Regions from separate parts of the Mus musculus genome. Here region 2 is linked to region 1. The links are chromatin loops, found by intact Hi-C in ENCODE. Cell type or tissue: heart. All regions are shown on one strand. Each heading gives the region's core, and the rest is flanking DNA. Links, peaks and the distances in the headings are about the cores only. Region 1 has its middle 14 kb from the start of Dlx3. Region 2 has its middle 20 kb from the start of Gm11544.

Region 1 (8,906 bases), core at 2,496-4,995:
TTAGGCAAGCACTCTCCACTGAGTTATGCTCCCCTTCATCTTTGTACTTTATTTATTTATTGTTAACTTAAAAAAAAAAAGGTTTATTTATTTTATGTATGCAAGTACACTGTAGCTGTCTTCAGACACACCAGAAGAGGGAGTCAGATCCCATTACAGATGGTTGTGAGCCACCATGGGGTTGCTGAGAATTGAACTCAGGACCTCTGGAAAAGCAGTCAGTGCTCTTAACTGCTGAGCCATCTCTCCAGCCCTATTGCTAACTTTTAATTTTCAAACATGTATTCATTTACTGGAGGTGAGAGCATACAGATGACCTGGTGCACGTGTGGAGGTCAGAGGACAGTTTTTAGGAGTAGAGTCTCTCCTTCCTTCATGTGGGTTTTAAGGATAAGATACACGTCATCAGGCTTGGGGACCATCACCGTCACTGTCACCTTTAAGCACTGAGCCATTTGATAGCTGTTTTTTGGGGTGTAAGGGGGAGTATCAGGGGGAGAATGTTCTGTGTAACCCTGGCTGTCCTGGAACACGCTCTATAGCCCAGGCTGGTTTCAAACTCAGAGATCTGCTTGCCTCTGTCTCTCGAGGGCTGGAACTAAAGGCGTGTGTGCTACTACACCCAGCTTCTGTTTTGTCATTTTTGCTCGGTATGACTGTGTCACGCAAGGCTAGCTCTCTAATTTTGGTCATGGGGGTTGGATTTTGGTCACCTCAGCCATTAAGAACACTGTCTGTTCTTGCAGAGGACCAGGGTTCTAGTCTATCACTTACACAGCAGTAACAACCATCCGGAAGTTACAGGGAATCTGCTGCTCTCTTCTAGCCTCCCACACACACGTGATGCACAGATCTTCAGGAAAGCAAAACACCAATACATATAAAATAAAATAAATAATCTTAAAAAAAAAAAAGTTGGTCACCAGAGGTTGGTGTTACCTTCTGCAAGCCAGGGTCACTTGGACACCTTGAGGAGTTGGGCTTCTTCAGGTCTAAGTTGCTGTTTGCCGTCCTTCTCAGATCCCTTCTCCCAGCTGGATTGCATTTCCATCTCCCAGAAGTCCTGGTGGAAGAGGCACTTCTCCCACATGGACCAGGGATTGAATCTCATTAGACACTGGTCACACACCTATCCCCAAACCAGTTAGTGTCTCCTAAGGGAGTGGCCTGTCTGGGTCCCGCATTCACTCACCATGTGAGATAACAGCCCTCCCCACTCTAGGGGAGTGGGGGCCCTTCCCAGAAAAGGGTCTAGATGGCGCACAGGCAGAAGCATCCAGGCTGGCCATTACCCCCTTGGCGGAGAGCCAAAGTGCTTTCCGTTAAATCGTTTTGGGCTAGATCCCCAGAGCCAAGCAAACACGTCTCCATTTGATCACTTCCCGGATTATTGAAATGACCTATTGATGTGTCTCTCGCTGGGCAGCAAGCTCTCAAGGACAGTCACAATTGCTTCCTACCCTGTCCTCTACATCTTGTACCCAGCCAAGACTATACAACAACTATAGGCTGCCCCTGGGATCTTAGGCCAGCCCTGCTCTGGGCTGGTCCTCCATAGAGTTCAGATCAGCCTGGGCTGTAGGAAAAACCCTGTCTCAAAAAAAACCACAATAAAAAAATCATCACCTTCTCTCCCTGGATTCCTGTAGCCCAGTCACCTGGACATGATTGTGGCTCTGTGGAGCTAAGCAGGGATACCTTACTTCCCTGTATGGAAGCACAGTGACTCATGGGAGTCCACGCCCCTTTCAGCCCATCTGACTAGTCACTTGCTAGGTTCCCTGGGTTTTCCCCACTCTAGGTTCAACCCTGATGGTCCCTGGATGATGCACAATATCTAACAGCAGCCTTTGTTCCCAAAAGGGTGGGTACATAGAGGGAGTTAGGCTCCATGGACGGCTAATTTTATGTGCAGCTGACTTCTGGGACATGTCAGCCTCTGCGGTCATGTTATCCAATTCCTTACAATAAACCTCCCAGGGCCCACACAAACTCTGTTTCCCCGGAGATGAGTAGAGGTGCCTCCCCAGAACATCTGGGAGGAGCAAGTAGAGAAAAGCCCCAGGATTTTACTTTTTAAAAAGATTTATTTATATATTTTATGTATATGAGTGCTCTATCTGCATGTACACCTGTGTGCCAGAAGAGGGCATTGGATCCCATTACAGATGGTTGTGAGCCACCATGTGGCTGCTGGGAATTGAACTCATGACCTCTGGAAGAGCAAGGAGTGCTCTTAATCACTGAGTGTTGGTGTCAGGATTGGCTCCGAACCCATTGACAATTCACCTAGGCGACAGCGACCTGCACACCTGTTGCCAAGGCAACCGCCACCATATTGCCAGAATCCACTTGGCTCACTTCCCACCTTTACCTGCGGCTACATCACTATCCAAATAAAAGGAAGACCCCTCCCGCTGATCTCTCTCTCTCTCTCTCTCTCTCTCTCTCTTTGGCCTGGTGTGGTCTGTCTGGAGCTGTGCTTCTAACACAACACTGAGCTATCTTTCCAGCCCCAGATTTTATCTTAAGATAGGAAGAGATACAACAAAAACAACAGCCAAGTTACCTGCCTAGTCCTGTGAGCTTGATAGGAAATCTCAGTAGTTGGAGCAGTGTGTGAGACAGCCTGGCAGCCTGGGCCCTGCCTGAGTTGAACACTGAGTCTATGGCACAAAGAAGCAGGTTTGTAGGATTGAGACAGTGTCCCCCAGAATGGGGCTGGCCTCTGTGGGACACCATGGAGGCTTCAGGGGCAGGGCACTTCAACCAGGATTGGGACAGGGACAAGGAGTCACATGGATACTTCTACCTGCTGCTGTCAAACAGGCTGTGCCCTTCCAAGGCCCCATCCTCCGAGGGCCTATGAGACTTGATTTGTCCCAGTCAAATTGGGGTTCTATACCTAGTGGGAATGCCAGAGTAAATATCAGTGAGTTCATCACATCTGGGCGTGTCCTTCCAACAATAGAAAACAAATACACAGTTGAGCATCCATGTGTCCTGCAACTGGCCCTGGAGGCTGAGATGCAGGATAAAGGGGGAAGAGAAGGTAGAGGGTGGAGAGAGATGCTGAGGGTGTTTATCCAGGACAGACAGACAAAGCCGCAGTGTGTCAGAGCCCCAATTTTACCAATGTAGAATGAAGCTCAGAGAGGGAGAGAGACCTGCCCAAAGGCACACAGTGATGCCTTCTGTCTTCAGAGCAGAGGCATGTCACCCAGTTGGAGCCTTGACTCTGGTGGTTCTCATCTCTGTCCCAGCCAATAGTGGCATGTGGCTCTGGGCTGGCTGGACCTGCCCTCTCAAGGGAGAGCAGCCGGGCAGTTTCTTCACTTGAGTTGAGAGACATCCACTGACTTTGTAGATTCAGATGTTGGAAAAAAGGCAGAGGGCAGCAGCCAGAGTTCATTATAGCTCTTCTGTTTCTCTGTGGGGAGGGCAGGAAGCCCCCTGCCTACCCTCTCTTTGTTTGGTGGGACAAGAGAGAGGAAAAAAGATCAAACTGGAGGTGGACTTTTCCAAGCATTAGAAGTCTCTTCCTTTTTTATTTTTTAAAAAGAATTATTTTATGTATAGGGGTACACTGTAGCTGTCCCCAGACACACCAGAAGAGGGCATTGGATCCCATTACAGATGGTTGCTGGGAATTGAATGAATAATCTCTGGAAGAGCAGTCAGTGCTCTTAACCGCTGAGCCATCTCTCCAGCCCTAGAAGTCTCTTTCTACGAAGAATTGTAAGTGGCTCGCGCCACACACTCATAAGCCTATGATCTCAAGATAAGAGGATTGTGAATTCAAGGCTAACCTGAGGAAGAGCCAATTCCAGATCCTACCTACACTGTGGGGGCAGGCGCTTATAGTGACTGCAGTTACCATGGTCACCACCAGGTGGCAGGCCCGCCCACTTCCAAAGGACTAGCGGCTGGGAATTAGGATAACTCGGTTGAGTGATGGGTTTGCTTATTCATCCTTCGGTCATTTATTCGATTATCATTCATTCATGGTTTCTATTCCCCAAGCACATTTTTGTGCCAGGAGGCACTGTTTTAGATGTGGCTAGGACAAGGTGGACGGATGTTCTAGGCACTTCACCCTCCCTCTCTGCTCAGCGGGCGGTACAGGCTGTCGCTGGTCAGGCCTACAATGGCGGCAGGTGTCTGTGGGCCAGGTCTTAAGCCACATGGCGGACTGCCTGGGTTTCTTCCCGCTGCAGCCACTTGGGATGGTGCTCCTATCCTTTCCCTCTGTAGCAGAGCCAGCAGGCAGTGGGCCCTGCGCAATGTTTGGATCGCTGCCCTGTATCAGGTCGCCCGCAGCGGGTCTCAGGTGTAGCCACACAATGGTCCCTGGGGCTGAGGTTTTCCCCATCTCTCTTCTTCCTCTAAACACGCTCAACCTCAAACCGCCAATCCCAGCCCCCTCTCCTGCTGCTTCCTTCTGCTCTCTTCAGCAGCTTTTCTCAGAAGTAGCCAGGGAGCTGAGGATGGGTACTAGAGACGCCTGGGCCTGGGATGCTTGGGAATCCATCTGTTTTCTTCGAATCTCCCTCGCTGCCCCTCCTCCGTCCCCCCACCCCACCCCCCATGTCACTAGTTTCCGGTGTGTTGGAAGCATCTTCTCTTTGGCTGTTGACAGGGTCCCCTCCTAAGGACATCCTCTAAAGACCAGGGAGTTTGGGGTTGTACACTGCCCAGGCCTTAGTTCCTCACACAGAGCCCTGCATGCATGGTCCAGATGAAGGTGGTCTACTGCACACAACTATGTGTAGAAGGAGATCATGGGGACCCACCCACCTGTGCCAAGCAGGGTGATGTGTAGGAGGCGGCACTGAGGAACTCACCCAGTACCTGGCACCCTTTGCCCAAGGAGTTGCCCTGATCTAACGTGGAGGTGCCTGCTTCCCACCTTAATAAGAACCACGGGGCTTCAAGGGTTTACACCCTAAGGATGCTGAGCCTACAGGGGACAGAGAGTATCTTGGAAACCATTCTTTGAACAGGTTTCTGATTCCAGAAGAGATCTGCCACTTCTGCCCCAGCTCACATCCTCCCTTATCCAGGGTCCCGGGTCTGGCGACTCACAGCACAGCTCAGCTGGGAGGCATCTAGCTGTGCCCACAGCTCTGGCATCTGGCCGCTGGCCCCACATCCGAGGCGCTCTACTGAGACCTCCCTAGCAGTCCTCTTCCCCATTAGTGTTGTGTTCCCTGCAAGTACATCTAAGAGGTGGGCAAGGCCTGGCGCGCCAAGCGCTCGGGTGCCAGGTGGAGTGGGAGTTCCGCTCTTTATCAGTTCATCACATTCCGCGCATTCCCTCCGGGCTGAGTCGGGGAGGTCAGCCGGAAGGAAGAATGCGGGCGGGGGGTGGGGGTGGGGGCGGCTTAAAGTCCTTGGTCTGGGTCTGTGGGTCTGCTTTAGCTGGGCTTCTGCGGGGCTATCTCTGTTCGCTCCTTCCCTGCACCCCTCAGAGGTCTTCTTCAACACTGTGCGCTGCTCCAAGGTCTCCTCTCGGTGGCTCTCTTTCTCTTCCTGCTCTGTTCCCCTCGGATTTTTTTTGTTTTGTTTTATGTTCTGTCCCCGCCCCCTGCCCTTCTCAGCTGCCTTCTCTCTTCCATCTCTGAATGCTGATGTGAGTCGAGAGACAGGTGAGTAGAATTTATTTCGTGCAGACTGCTTCTGCTCTGACCATTTTCTATGTGTCTTGGGTCTAGGACTTGCCTTCTATGGCCATGGTCCCTTCCACCCTTGGGAACACCGTGTTCTGGGTTTCCAGCCCTGGTTCCCCTAGCCCTTACCACCTCCTCCTCCTCCTCCTCCTCCTCCTCCTCCTCCTCCTCCCCCCCTTCCCTCTCCCCTCCCCCCTCCTTCTCTTTTCCTGACTCTCTCTATCCTGGAGCGATTTCTTTTCAGAGCTCCCTTCCCGTCTTTACAAGGCTAACGGTGAAGGCCAGCCTTCCTGCCTCCCACCTGTACCTAGGTCACTTACTCTCTGGCTAAGATGCCTGCCAGTCTTCTCAGAAGCACCTAGGTATTGGTTTGGTTAGTACTTCAACAGTGTTGTCCTAATGCTAAAATGGGGTATGATAGTCAAACATCAACCCATGAGCCACATCCCCAGTTATCCTCAACATATTACATCAGAAACATAGAGCGTTGTGTCCTCCACAATATCAGAATTTATTGAAAAAAAACAATACATTCCCAAGCCGCCTTGGTTCGGTTGGCAGAGATTTGCCAGTTGTTCTGATTTTTTCCTGTGGTTGTTAACAGTTTCTTTGATTCTAATCTCAACTCCTAATATTAGCTGTCAGAGTCCACACTAACACTTCTCGCAAGAACACACAGATGCACAGGTTACAGGCCGACTGACTGTCCTGCGGGAGGCAGAGCTGACCTGAAGTTCAAGGAAGTCTGTGGAGGACCAGATAAGGAGTCCTACTACAGGAAGGAAACCAGATAAGAAATTTTATGAACCAAAGGCCCAGAGCTACTCCGCCACACAGCTGTCAAGCTAAGTAAATAAATAAGTCCAGGTGACAGGCCATTTGAGGATCAGTTTGAAGCAGGATGAATGTCACGAGCAGGAGAAACAGCGGATGCACAGAGACAGGGGCAGGAGCCCTAGGATAGGATAATCTTCCTGGACAGAGTTTGTGACAAGTGACCAGCTGACTCGTCAGTGTACCTGACATGTTTTGGTCTTGGGTGCTCCTGCTTCCCAAGTGATTGGTAAGCTTTGAAGTTTGTGATGGTTTGACCCTAGGCGCAGATGTCACCATTTCTTAGCATAAGTAATTTACTGTGTCTCCTGGTGTGTTGGTGCCTGTTTATTTGTGTAAAGAGAGAGAGTCGTGGGACAGAGATGGTTCAGGCTGGAAGGCACTGGAACCTGATAGTGTTCACTCCAGCCCTGGGTTCTAATCAGTGGAAGGAGAGAACCAGTTCCCCAAAGTTGTTCTCTCACCTCTACATGTGTGGTATGGCAGGCATACACACACATGCACAGACACATGCATAAACATGTGAGTCAGAGGCAGGCAGATCTCTGTGAGTTTGAGGACAGCCTGGTAAACACAGAGAGTTTCAGACCAACCCAAGGTAATATTGTGAGTCCGTGTCAAAACAACAACAACAACAACAAAAAGAACAGAGAATCATTGTTTCTTTGCATTTCTACTCAAAATGAGGTAGCTCAGGCAAAAGGTTGTTGCTTTTAAAAATGGAGTCATGCTAGGCTAGGCACAACCCACAGGTTGACATTGGCCCAGCACAGAGTGACCTGGAACAGTGGCAGCTGTCCTTACTAGCCCTTAGCTCCTTGGTGCTTATTTTTGTTTGTTTGTTTGTTTTTAAAGGTTTATTTACTTATGCATACAGTGTTCTGTGTGCACGAATGCCTGCAGGCCAGAAGAGGGCACCAGATCCCATTACAGATGGTTGCCAGCCACCATGTGGTTGCTGGGAATTGAACTCAGGTCCTCTGGAAGACCATCTAGTGCTCTTAACCGCTGAGCCATCTCTCTAGCCCCATGGCTTTTGTTTTAGTTGAAGAAAGGGTCTCACTGTGTGGCCCAAGCTGGCCTTGAACTTGCAATCCTTCTGCCTTAGCCTCCTACCTACTGAGACCCTAGGTGTATAGCATGCTACCTGTCTTACAAATTTCTTAACTAGGACACCAAAAGTATTTAAGTATAAAGGCAAAATTTGAGAAATTATTATTCATTAAAATTGGGGTTAAGCAATCATTAGGGAGACAGAGGCAGGAGGATCACAAGTTTGAGACTACCCAGTTAGTCTGTGTTTCAAAGAGAAGGAAGAAGAGCCACTGTTAAGCAAGTGTCACAGGGGGGCTGGGGATGCAGAAAGGGCTGAGCAGGGGCTCACATGGCCAGGGTCCCTCTTCAGTCCTTAAAAAGAGGAGATGGCAGCTGGGCATGGTGGCACACACCTTTAATCCCAGCACTTGGGAGACAGAGACAGGTGGATTTCTGAGTTCGAGGCCAGCCTGGTCTACAAAGTGAGTTCCAGGACAGCCAGAGTGATACAGAGAAACCCTGTCTCGAAAAAAACCCACAAAAAAAAAAAAAAAAAAAAAAAGAGGAGAAGGGGGTGGGGGCCAGGGAAGTGAAAAGCAACATTGAGTAAAAACGAAAAGGCCCCACAGGGCCACAGACGGGTAAGTGACCCACATGCCTGAGGCAGCTAGGAGAGTAAGCACACTACTTTGGCAGCATCTGGTCCACTATAGCCCAGCAACTCCACTTCCGGGCATGTGTCCAACAGAGAAGCACCCACAGTGTCCTGGAAGACATACAAGAATGTCCACCACAGCGCCTTTGTCAACAGTCCACACTAAAAAGAGACAAACAAGTCAAACTCGGATGCCTATCCGTGGCCAGTGCCCGAACGGTGTCATAGGTCTATGATGGCATACTATACAACAGGGCACAGGAAGCCAGGACTCCGACAGGAAGCAACCTGCACCAATCCTACAAGTGTAACGTTGACAAGGAGAATCAAAGTAACCCATTACCGCCACACCAATGGCAAAAATCCACACAGGGGCTGGAGAGATGCCAAGGTGATCTACAACACCGGCTGCTCTGGCGGAGGACTCCTGGTTGGTTCCTTGCACTCTCGTGGTGGCTCCCAAGCATCTGAGTCTCCAGATGCAGAATTAACGCCGTCTTCTGGCCCCCGTGGCCAACAGGCACACCCGTGGTACACAGATACACATTTAAGCAAAACACCCATACACATAAGGTAAAATAAAATAGAAATCTAGACACTGAGTTTGTTGATAGCTCAAAATGGGCATGACTAGTCTATGGTGACAGAATGAAGGGGACAGTGACATGCAAGAGACTGGCAGGTAACACAGGAAACTTGGGAGATGTGGGGAT
Region 2 (8,906 bases), core at 2,082-4,581, 240 kb after region 1:
GCGCGCGCCTTTGGGGCTATGACAAGGACAAAGTCCTATAACTTTGGTCCCTAGAACATTTTCTTCTTAAGTTGTATGTGCCTCCCTGAGCCCCCCTCTATTCTCCAGGCAGGAAAGGTTGCTAGGAGTCACTTTGCACCCTAATATGTTGTCCTCAGTTTGGAAGAAAAGGACCATTAACTGTGAAAGAACTAATTTCCCTTCCCAGGCTACCTTGCTCTGTAAAAACCTTTTCTACATGGTCCAGGCAAGGACTGAGAGGGCAGGGGACTTACAGGCTAGAAGGAGAACCTAGCGTCAAAAAAATAAAAGCTAAAGTAGAATCAGAAGGCAAAACCTGGGCTGCGAGCCACTGGGTCTCCCTGGAGGCCCTCAGGGGCAGAGGGAGGGAGCCCAGCGGCTAGGCGCTAACACTGGAGAGGGAGGCGTTAACAGGACCACTGCTGAGAGGGGGGTTCCTGGAGCCAACTTGGAGATAAGGAGGCTGGGCTAGGGTGAGGGGCGCGGCCACGTCAGCACAGACGCTGGCTGGGTGCACACAGCACGTGCACACGTATGTACTCCGACGCACGCGCCGTCACATGTGTGCGTGCACACAACTGAAGCCAAGTCTGTCCTCAATTGGGAGCCAGATGATGTGGCTACTCTGCGAAGCCAGGATCGCAGGAAGAATGCGTTCTCCACCCACCTCTTTCCTCCTTCCTCCGCCCCTTCTCGCCCTCATTTTTATTTTATTTATTTATTTATTTTTGACTTCCTGGTTTCTTTCCTGGATGTTCCCAGGCTGTTCCCTGGTCCAAACTTAACTCACAGCCCCAGACCATTAAGAGACTCTCTCTTCAATGTGCCCAGCCCTCAGAGGGCCTGCTTTTTTTTTTTTTTTTTTTTAGCTCCCAGCTTCTTTGGGACTTGGAAATTCTTGTAAATGTAACCGCAAGCCCCAGCCACATCATGGATTGTTGTAAGACATCATACAGACAGGGTACAGTAGAAGCCTCTTTCAAGGGGTAAGAATAGAGCTGAAAAGTGAAGAATCTAGGAATCTCAAATTCCTTGTTTCTTTATGGCCCCAGGCGCCTACCTCAAGGAATAAGGGGAGCACGGAGCAGAAACCGAGGTTGTGGGAGTGGATGAAGACCCAGATGGAGGAGACTGGAGGTCTCTAGACCCTCAACCCAGTTTTAGCTCAGCTTCTGAAGCTGACATCTTGGTACTTCTGTTTCATCTGCCACCCCAGACAGCCAAAGCCCATTAGCTCAAAAGTCTCCTCTTAGCCGGGCGCGGTGGCGCACACCTTTAATCTCAACACTCGGGAGGCAGAGGCAGGCAGATTTCTGAGTTCGAGGCCAGCCTGGTCTACAAAGTGAGCTCCAGGACAGAGAAAACCAAAAAACCTGTCTCGAAAAACCAAAAAAAAAAAAAAAAAAAAAAAAAAAAAAAAAAAATGTCTCCTCTTGCCACCACCATCCACTTCCTGAACACTGCCCTCAGGTCTGGGCCCCAGAAACCTAAACTTTGGAAGTATAATAGTCCCCAAAATGTCTTTTCTGCCCCCCACCCCTGCTAAGGAAGGTGAGCATTAGTAGAGACCCCCTAACCCAGTCATTAGGGTAATAAGCTCTCTGCACGGACAGTTTCAGGCGGTTAGCCCTACCTCTCTATCTTGTTCCACAGACTGGCAGCTCTGACTTGGGGTCAACTCCAAAACTCACGTAGTCCACCCCCCACCCTGTGTCTATCATTCAGGAAGAAGGGCTAGTGGGCTTCCATAGTCAAATGAATGTTGTTGGGAAGGAGACTAAGACCCTGGCCCCACTGGCAGGACCGGGCTGGCCCCTCTACCCATCCTAGAAGGTGGGTCAGCAGTTGTTCCCCCAAACACCCTTAGAATATCTCAATTTCTGGGGTGTTACTTTACTAAGAGAAGGGTTCATAAGCTTCAACGTGCTGTTGGGGGACAAGAAGCAGAAGTAGACACCTCCAAACACATAGCAAGTAGGGTCAATCTGGAACCCCATCACTAACCAAGGGCCACTCAACAAAGACTTTGGAAACAAATTTCCCCTAGGAGAAACTCATTCCTGACCCTGGAGGCTCCAACCAGCTTCCTCTCTGACAACACAGCCTCTGTTTACTTGGAACAAAGCACCATGGGAAATGAAGACTGAAACAGATTTGGCTGGTTCCCTGCAGCCTACTGGGAACAAAGAGGACTGGGTCCACACATCTTCAAGAGAGAAGGGAGAGGCCCATAGAGACAACAGGGAGGACGCTGGAGGGTTACTTTTACAAGACCAAAGTCTAAGAGGGCTTTCTGGAGGTGGTGGTGAGAAGGAGTTTATTGAATTTGAGAGAGGTGGGAAGCAACTCAGGCTGAAACCAGGAGAGAATTGGCGAGAGAGGGGTGAAGATTCTAGACTATGATGGCAGGGCAGCGAGAGGATGTTGGATGAGGGACTGTTTTGGGGACGGGGCCTTATGAAAGTGGCAGAAGGAGCCTCTGAAGGCTGGAGAGCAAAAGAGAAACATATTCCATCAGGGTCAGCAGGGCACCCAGGCTAAAGATCTTATGGAAAATGGCTGTGACATCCCCAATGAGCAAGGCTGCATTACACAGGGGAGGTGACAGCAATGACATTCTCCGGTCTCTGAGAGAGTTCTCCAGAGATCCGTAAAGGACAATGGGAAAGGAGTAAACTAGAAAGAGCAGAAATCTCTCAGATGAGATGTGATACAAATGCCTTTAAGCTCAGAGTTCCAGAGGCAGGGTTAATCAGTTCTCCATGAGTTCAAGGCTAGCCTTGTCTACATAGTGAGTTCCAGGACAGCCAGGACTCTGTAGAGAGACCCTGTCAAAAGAGAGAGGGGGGAAGGGAGGAAAGAAGGGAAAAGGGAGAGGGAGAGAAGGAGAGAGGGAGGGAGGGAGAAAGGAGGAGAGGGAGAGGGAGATCTCAGGGCCCTGTCCCAGTGTCACCTCCCACCATGTGTGGGAGGGGTCAGTACCAGTAATCCTCCCAGACAGGTCACTGTCCTACCTCTTCTAATTTGACCTTAGCTGGGGTGCAGAACACGTTCTGGACAGCAGAGGGGGCTGCTGAGCCCTTCAGGGACAACAGTGCTTATTCCTTGAAGCCTATATAGAGGGACAGAGAGAGAGCAGCTTTGGAAAGAGGCAAGTCCCTTCACTCCTGGGTACTTCATTCTGCCACAAACAAAATCAGCTCATGTTTATTTGCTATTGCTGTATGCCAGACACTGGAGAACTGGAGTTGGGGAGAGAGACCTTGCCTATGCCTGCCCAGCTGACCCTGGGGAGGCAGAAGTGAACTATTTTCGGTTTTGTATAAGATCGCTCGGTATACGAAGCAATTCATGTCATCCTTCAGAGTCTGTGTGTGTCATTTCATTTGTCTCTGACTCATCGGTCTTCCTTTTGCATCCGTCTCTTTTGCAGAGAGTTAGAGACTGCATGGCTTATGGTCACACAGCCCACCAGCCAGAAGTGGCATATTTGCTAAAATGACTCAATGCTGCCCCTATAGGCAGAACCGAACTAAAGCCAAGTATGCACCCTCCTTAGAAGAGGCCACAGCCCAGTGCTATTAGTTGTCATAGATACAGAGTAGTATTAGTAGAATGTGGAGAAGCAAGGGATGGTAGGATAAAATGCAGAGGGATGAAACAGAACACAGCCCAGCTCTTCCCCCCAGGATCTGCTAGGCAGGTATAGGCAAGGTCTCCCTCCTCCCAACCCCAGCTGGTTGTTCCTCCCAAAGAGCTGCAGCCTGCCTGGCTGAGATGTAGTCACTTGGGCTATGTGTGGGGTCTCAGAACCTACATGGTCATAACTGTGACTCAGCCCTAATGTCCTCTGTGAGTTGGCCTTCCTGGCCTCTGGACTCCAGCTGCCTTCTCTGAGAAGGCGTGGGTGACCAGCTGACCTCCAGGCCCTTAAAGCCAGACCCTATGAGGGACCACAGACAATGAACTCCTTCTTCAGCAAAGAAAAGTAGATGTGCAGAAAGCATGGGGACTTTGTCACTCTTAGGAGACCCAGGCTGGAATTTGGTGTGGAATCTGGAGCGCTACAAAGACTTCAGAAGTTCTCTGGGTCTTCTTGCCTCTGCTTCCCAGCATGCAAGAGGATATCCATGCATGCATGCACATGCCACCCTCTCATGGCTGGCTCACTGGGTGGGATGGGGGTGCAGTCCTAGAGTGGGCCCCCTTTCTCTCTGAACAACGGCAGGTCCTCTACACGGCAGTGCTGACACACACCTTTGATCACAGCACTCGGAGGCAGAGGCAGGTGGATCTCTGATCTCATGGCCAACCAGGCTTCAAGTTCTAGGACAGCCAGGCCTTCACAGAGAAAGAGTAGCCCTCCCACGCAGCTCCATACCTGACTTTGCCTACAGGAATGCTAAGCCTCAGTCTTAATGAACACTGGAAAGGGCCTTGGACTCTTATCCTATGCAGGAATCTTCAGCTTTCAGTCTCATCCCCACCCTATGTGCAGATAGGGATGCAGAGAGACAATTTGGTATCTTGGGAAAAAAATATGGGAGGTCAGAGGTAACCTTTAGGGACCCTTTGGGCTCTGCTTGATAAATCAAGTGTAGGTACCACACTTTCTTTTTTCAGAAGTTAGAGGGAAAGGGTGAAGCTGCTGTTCTCCAACGTCTATTCCTGTGGCATTTTCAACGTGAGCAGAGCCAAACACACCAGGTAAATTCTGAGACACTTTGAATTTCACATAACATATTTTAGCATTTATTTGTTATTTTGATTTTTGTTTAGTAGCAAGGTGGTGGCCTTTAATCCTAGTATTCAGGAGACATAGGCAGGCAGATCTCTGAGTTCGAGGCCAGCCTGGTCTACTGAGTGAGTCCCAGGATGCCAGAGCTACACAGAGAAACCCTGTCTCAAAAAAAAAAAAAAAAAAAAAAAAAGCTAATTTTGAATCTCACATGACAAATTGTCTTAGGCTTTTACTGCTGTGAACAGACACCATGACCAAGGCAACTCTTATAAGGACAACATTTAATTGGGGCTGGCTTACAGGTTTAGAGGTTCAGTCCAGTATCATCAAGGTAGAATCATGGTAGTATCCATGCATGTATGGTGCAGGAGAAGCTGAGAGTTCTACATCTTCATCTGAAGGCTGCTAGCAGAATACTGGCTTCCTGGCAGCTACAGTGAGGGTCTCAAAGCCCACAACCACACTGACACTCCTACTCCAACAGGGCCACACCTTCCATTAGTGCCACTCTCAGAGCCAAGCACATACAAACCATCACATTTCACTCCCTGGTCCACATAGGCTGGTTCAAACATATGAATCTATAGGGGCCATATCTAGCCATAACATTCTTCCAAACATAATCGGGCCTATCACAGCAATACCCCACTCCTGGTACCAATTTCTGTCTTAGTTAAGATTTTACTGCTTTGAACAGACACCATGACCAAGGCAACTCTTATATAGACAACATTTAATTGGGGTTGGCTTACAGGTTCAAAGGTTCAGTCCTGTTTCATAAAGCCAGGAACATGGTAGAATGGCGCAGGAGAAGCTGAGAGTTTTACATTTTCATCTGAAGGCAGCTAGCAAAATACTGGCTTACAGGCAGTTAGGATGAGGGTCTCAAAGCCAACACCTACAGTGACACACTAGTCCAACAAGGCCACACCTTCCAACAGTGCCATTCTCAGGGCCAAGTACACAGAAACCATCACACAGGTAAACTTTAGTATCTAAATACAACTTTAATTGCCTTTCCTTCTTCTGGCAACAGTACATCTGGGTTAGATGGATGACAGAAACTAAAAGGAAATACCACCAGCCCATTCTGCCCATCAGGGCCACTGGTACTAGCTACTTCCCTTCAGTTCCCCATCCCACACATCTGCACCTCTCCTCTCAACTACCAAGTGTCCCTGGCCATCTCCTCTTTCCGGAGACATAATTAGAGGCTCTAAGCCTGTACAGGGTGGCAGGCAGCAGGTTTCAGCACTGTCCCATGGAGGGTCCACCTCAGCTGTAGGCAGGGGGCTTCAGTCAGGCTCCATTAGTAACTACAGGGGCTTTAAAGAGAGCCATACTCCTCTGTCTCCCCTTTACTCTTCTTAGACTCAGTCTCCAGAGATTGCAAGTAGAGGGGATTCTCAGGGGCCCCATCCCAATTGCGCTTGGCTTGGCTCTGGAAGGTTCTGTTGTTAAGCACTAGAAGGGGCCAAGGGATAATGAGAAACAGAGGCAGAAAGTGGGAGAGAGACCAGAGGCCAAATCCTTGGAGGACAATGAACGAGCTAGCATCCTTGGGGCACAGGAGTGCAGGGACCAAAGCAGTCAGGGAAATTCGAGAAAACTAAAACCAAAACATTCTTGCTCCCGTGACCTACAGCGGGTGATAGAAACAGGAGGAAAAACAGGGGGTGGGGGTGCGGTGCCAAAGGTTGCCTTTAGAGAAGGGGAGACACTGAAACTGGAAAACAAAAACTGGGAGAAAAGGCCAGGCTTGGAGAGTCTCTCAGTATGTCAGGTAAAAAGGGAACCAGTGGTCAGTGGAGGTCTCCAAGAAGCTGCCTGTTTCTCAGTAGCCATGTTAGAGTGACAGGTAACAGGAGATGTGAGGTGCACTTCCCACTAACATCAGAGCCTCCAAGGGTGATTTTCCTGTGTCCCCAGACTAGACAGCTATCCAGCCTCTGCCTCATTGTGTCACTTCCTTGAGCTTGGCTGTCACATATCTCTCTTCCATCCTTGACACTCACCATGCATCCACCTGTCCAGGGGTCTTTCTTGCAAAGGGCCCCAGAGCCTCTCAAGTCAAGTCCAGTGTCCCAGGGTGCACATTGGCGCTGTCCAATGCTGCCACCTGGCGGCCATACTTTGACCGCCTGAGTCCTTCCATGAATCCCACCTGGCCTGCTCATTCCCCTCCTGAGGTCTACCTGCTTTATGGCCACAGTGAACAAAGTCTTGAGCCTCGATTTTTCTTTAGTCAGAAGGGAACTGTACCAGCACCCCCCACACAAAATTGCAAGGACACTAATATCCCAGTACTGTGGGGAATGCTGTATCAAAGCTTTTCCTCCCCAATTCAGGGTCTTCCCCCCCCCCCCCCCCGGCTTGGACAAACCACAAAGGAATGGCTCCATTTATGTGACACATACCCCATTATCCTTCTTGGGCCTTGGCCTGCCTTTCCCACAATCTCTGCCTCCCTCCCTTTGCTGCCTTTCTTGTGTTTGGCCAGTACAGCGCCCTCCAGTGGCGAGCTCATCTCTCAACGTTTATCCATTTATTTTGAGTGTTTGAAATAAAAACAAATCAGAAAGCCCAGCCTGGTCTACAGAGTGAGTTCTAGAACAGCCAGAGTTACACAGAGAAACCCTGGAAACCCTGTCTTGAAAACTAAAACGTTAACAAAAGATATCTAATTACAGCTATTCATCCCCCCACCCCCCCGTGTGTGTGTGTGTGTGTGTGTGTGCGGGCAAGTGCATGGAGTTGACTTTCTCCTTCCACTTTGCGGAAGAACCCATGGGGTCCCGAAGGATCTACACGATCCAGAGATCAATTTCTGGTTGTGAGAGCACAGGGCTTTAATCAATGTATTCAGAAAGCAGAGGCAGGGGGATCTCTGTGATTTGGAATACAGCCTGGTCTATGTGGTGAGTTTCAGAGCAGCAAGTGCCATGTAGAGAGACTCTGTCCCAAAAACAAAACAAAGAAAGCGAAACATTAGTCAGGTTTTCAGGCTTGGTGCACAGCACATTTACCCACAGAATCACCTGGCTGACCTTACTGGTTTGTTTTTGTTTAAAGTTTATTTATTTCATATTTATGTGTATAAGTATTTATTACATAGATGTATGTCTACCATATGCATGCCTGATGCCATTAGAGTCCAGAAGAGGGTGACAGTATCATCTAGAAGTAAGAGTTTCATGTGCTTGTGAGTCATCTTGTATATAGATGCTGGAAACTGAATCCAGGTCCAAGGACAACGGCTGTTAATCTCTGAGTCAACTTCCCAGACTCTTCAGCCTCCCCACCCCAACAGGGTTTCTCTGTGTAGTCTTGGCTAGCCTGGAATTCTTGGTCAGTAGACCAGGCTAGCCTCAGTGATCTACCTGTCTCTGTCTCCTGAATGCTGGGATTTAAAGACTTGTGATAACACCACCTGACTTTTTTTTTTTTTTTAATCCAGGCTCCTACCTGGATTGGATCTCACTAATTAGATAACACTAGCTTTGAACTCACAGAGATTTGCCTCCTCCCTGATGGGATTAAAGGCTGTGTCACCACGCCCTGCTCTATCCACCATTTAAGCACAGCCCAGCAGAGGGACTTCCACAGTGCTCTTCTCCGTCCAACATACAAGGCTGGCAAATCAACCTCTTCTAACCTCCCACCTCCCAGTTCCTCAAACTCAAGCAAGGCCAGCTCCTCTCCACTTCTCTTCCCTGAGGTCCTGTTCAGCTTGCAGCCCTGGTCCAGCCAACTCCAGTGTGTTAACTCTGGGCCTATCCTGAGGCTGGACCCATAGGTGGAGAGAAGTGGGAAAGGCCCTGCCCTGTCACTCTGTCCTTACACTCTGAAGCTCAGTGGACCCCTTGACAGGATGCTGGACACCTGGGTCTGGGGCACACTCACCTTGACCTTTGGCCTGTTTTCCAGTCTCCAAGGAGTAAGCTTCAATGAGGTAAGCGAGACTTCTATGACTTTTGAGGACCCAAACGGGCAAGAGACCTGCCTAGGAACCCAGTCCCCACCTTAACTTGTCAGGAATTACCTAAACCACAGGCAATTGGAAACTTCCTGTCTGTTGTGTTTGGGGAAAGCTGGGGGTAGGGACAACACAGGGGGCTCTGGGGAAACCTGAGTCCCTGTCTTG

What was found. Peaks named below come from ENCODE experiments on the same cell type or tissue, not always from the same donor. Only the 100,000 strongest peaks of a DNase experiment are listed, where the experiment ranks them.
Region 2: a loop joins it to region 1, with 2.1 times the contacts of the local background. A loop is called at or near these places in 2 of 42 quality-filtered maps.

What each region holds. Positions count from the first base shown.
Region 1 is chr11:95,102,025-95,110,930 of GRCm38, reverse strand. No RefSeq gene overlaps it. Among named protein-coding and RNA genes, the nearest start is that of Dlx3, 14 kb to the left of the region's middle. In heart, for the core only: a CTCF peak has its summit at 3,883 (motif pointing right); DNase peaks (open chromatin) are centred at 3,880, 4,270 and 4,787; H3K4me3 peaks cover 126 bases; H3K27ac peaks cover 432 bases; H3K27me3 peaks cover 474 bases.
Region 2 is chr11:94,864,718-94,873,623 of GRCm38, reverse strand. It overlaps A430060F13Rik. Among named protein-coding and RNA genes, the nearest start is that of Gm11544, 20 kb to the right of the region's middle. In heart, for the core only: CTCF peaks have their summits at 3,075 (motif pointing right) and 3,571; a DNase peak (open chromatin) is centred at 3,083; H3K27ac peaks cover 551 bases.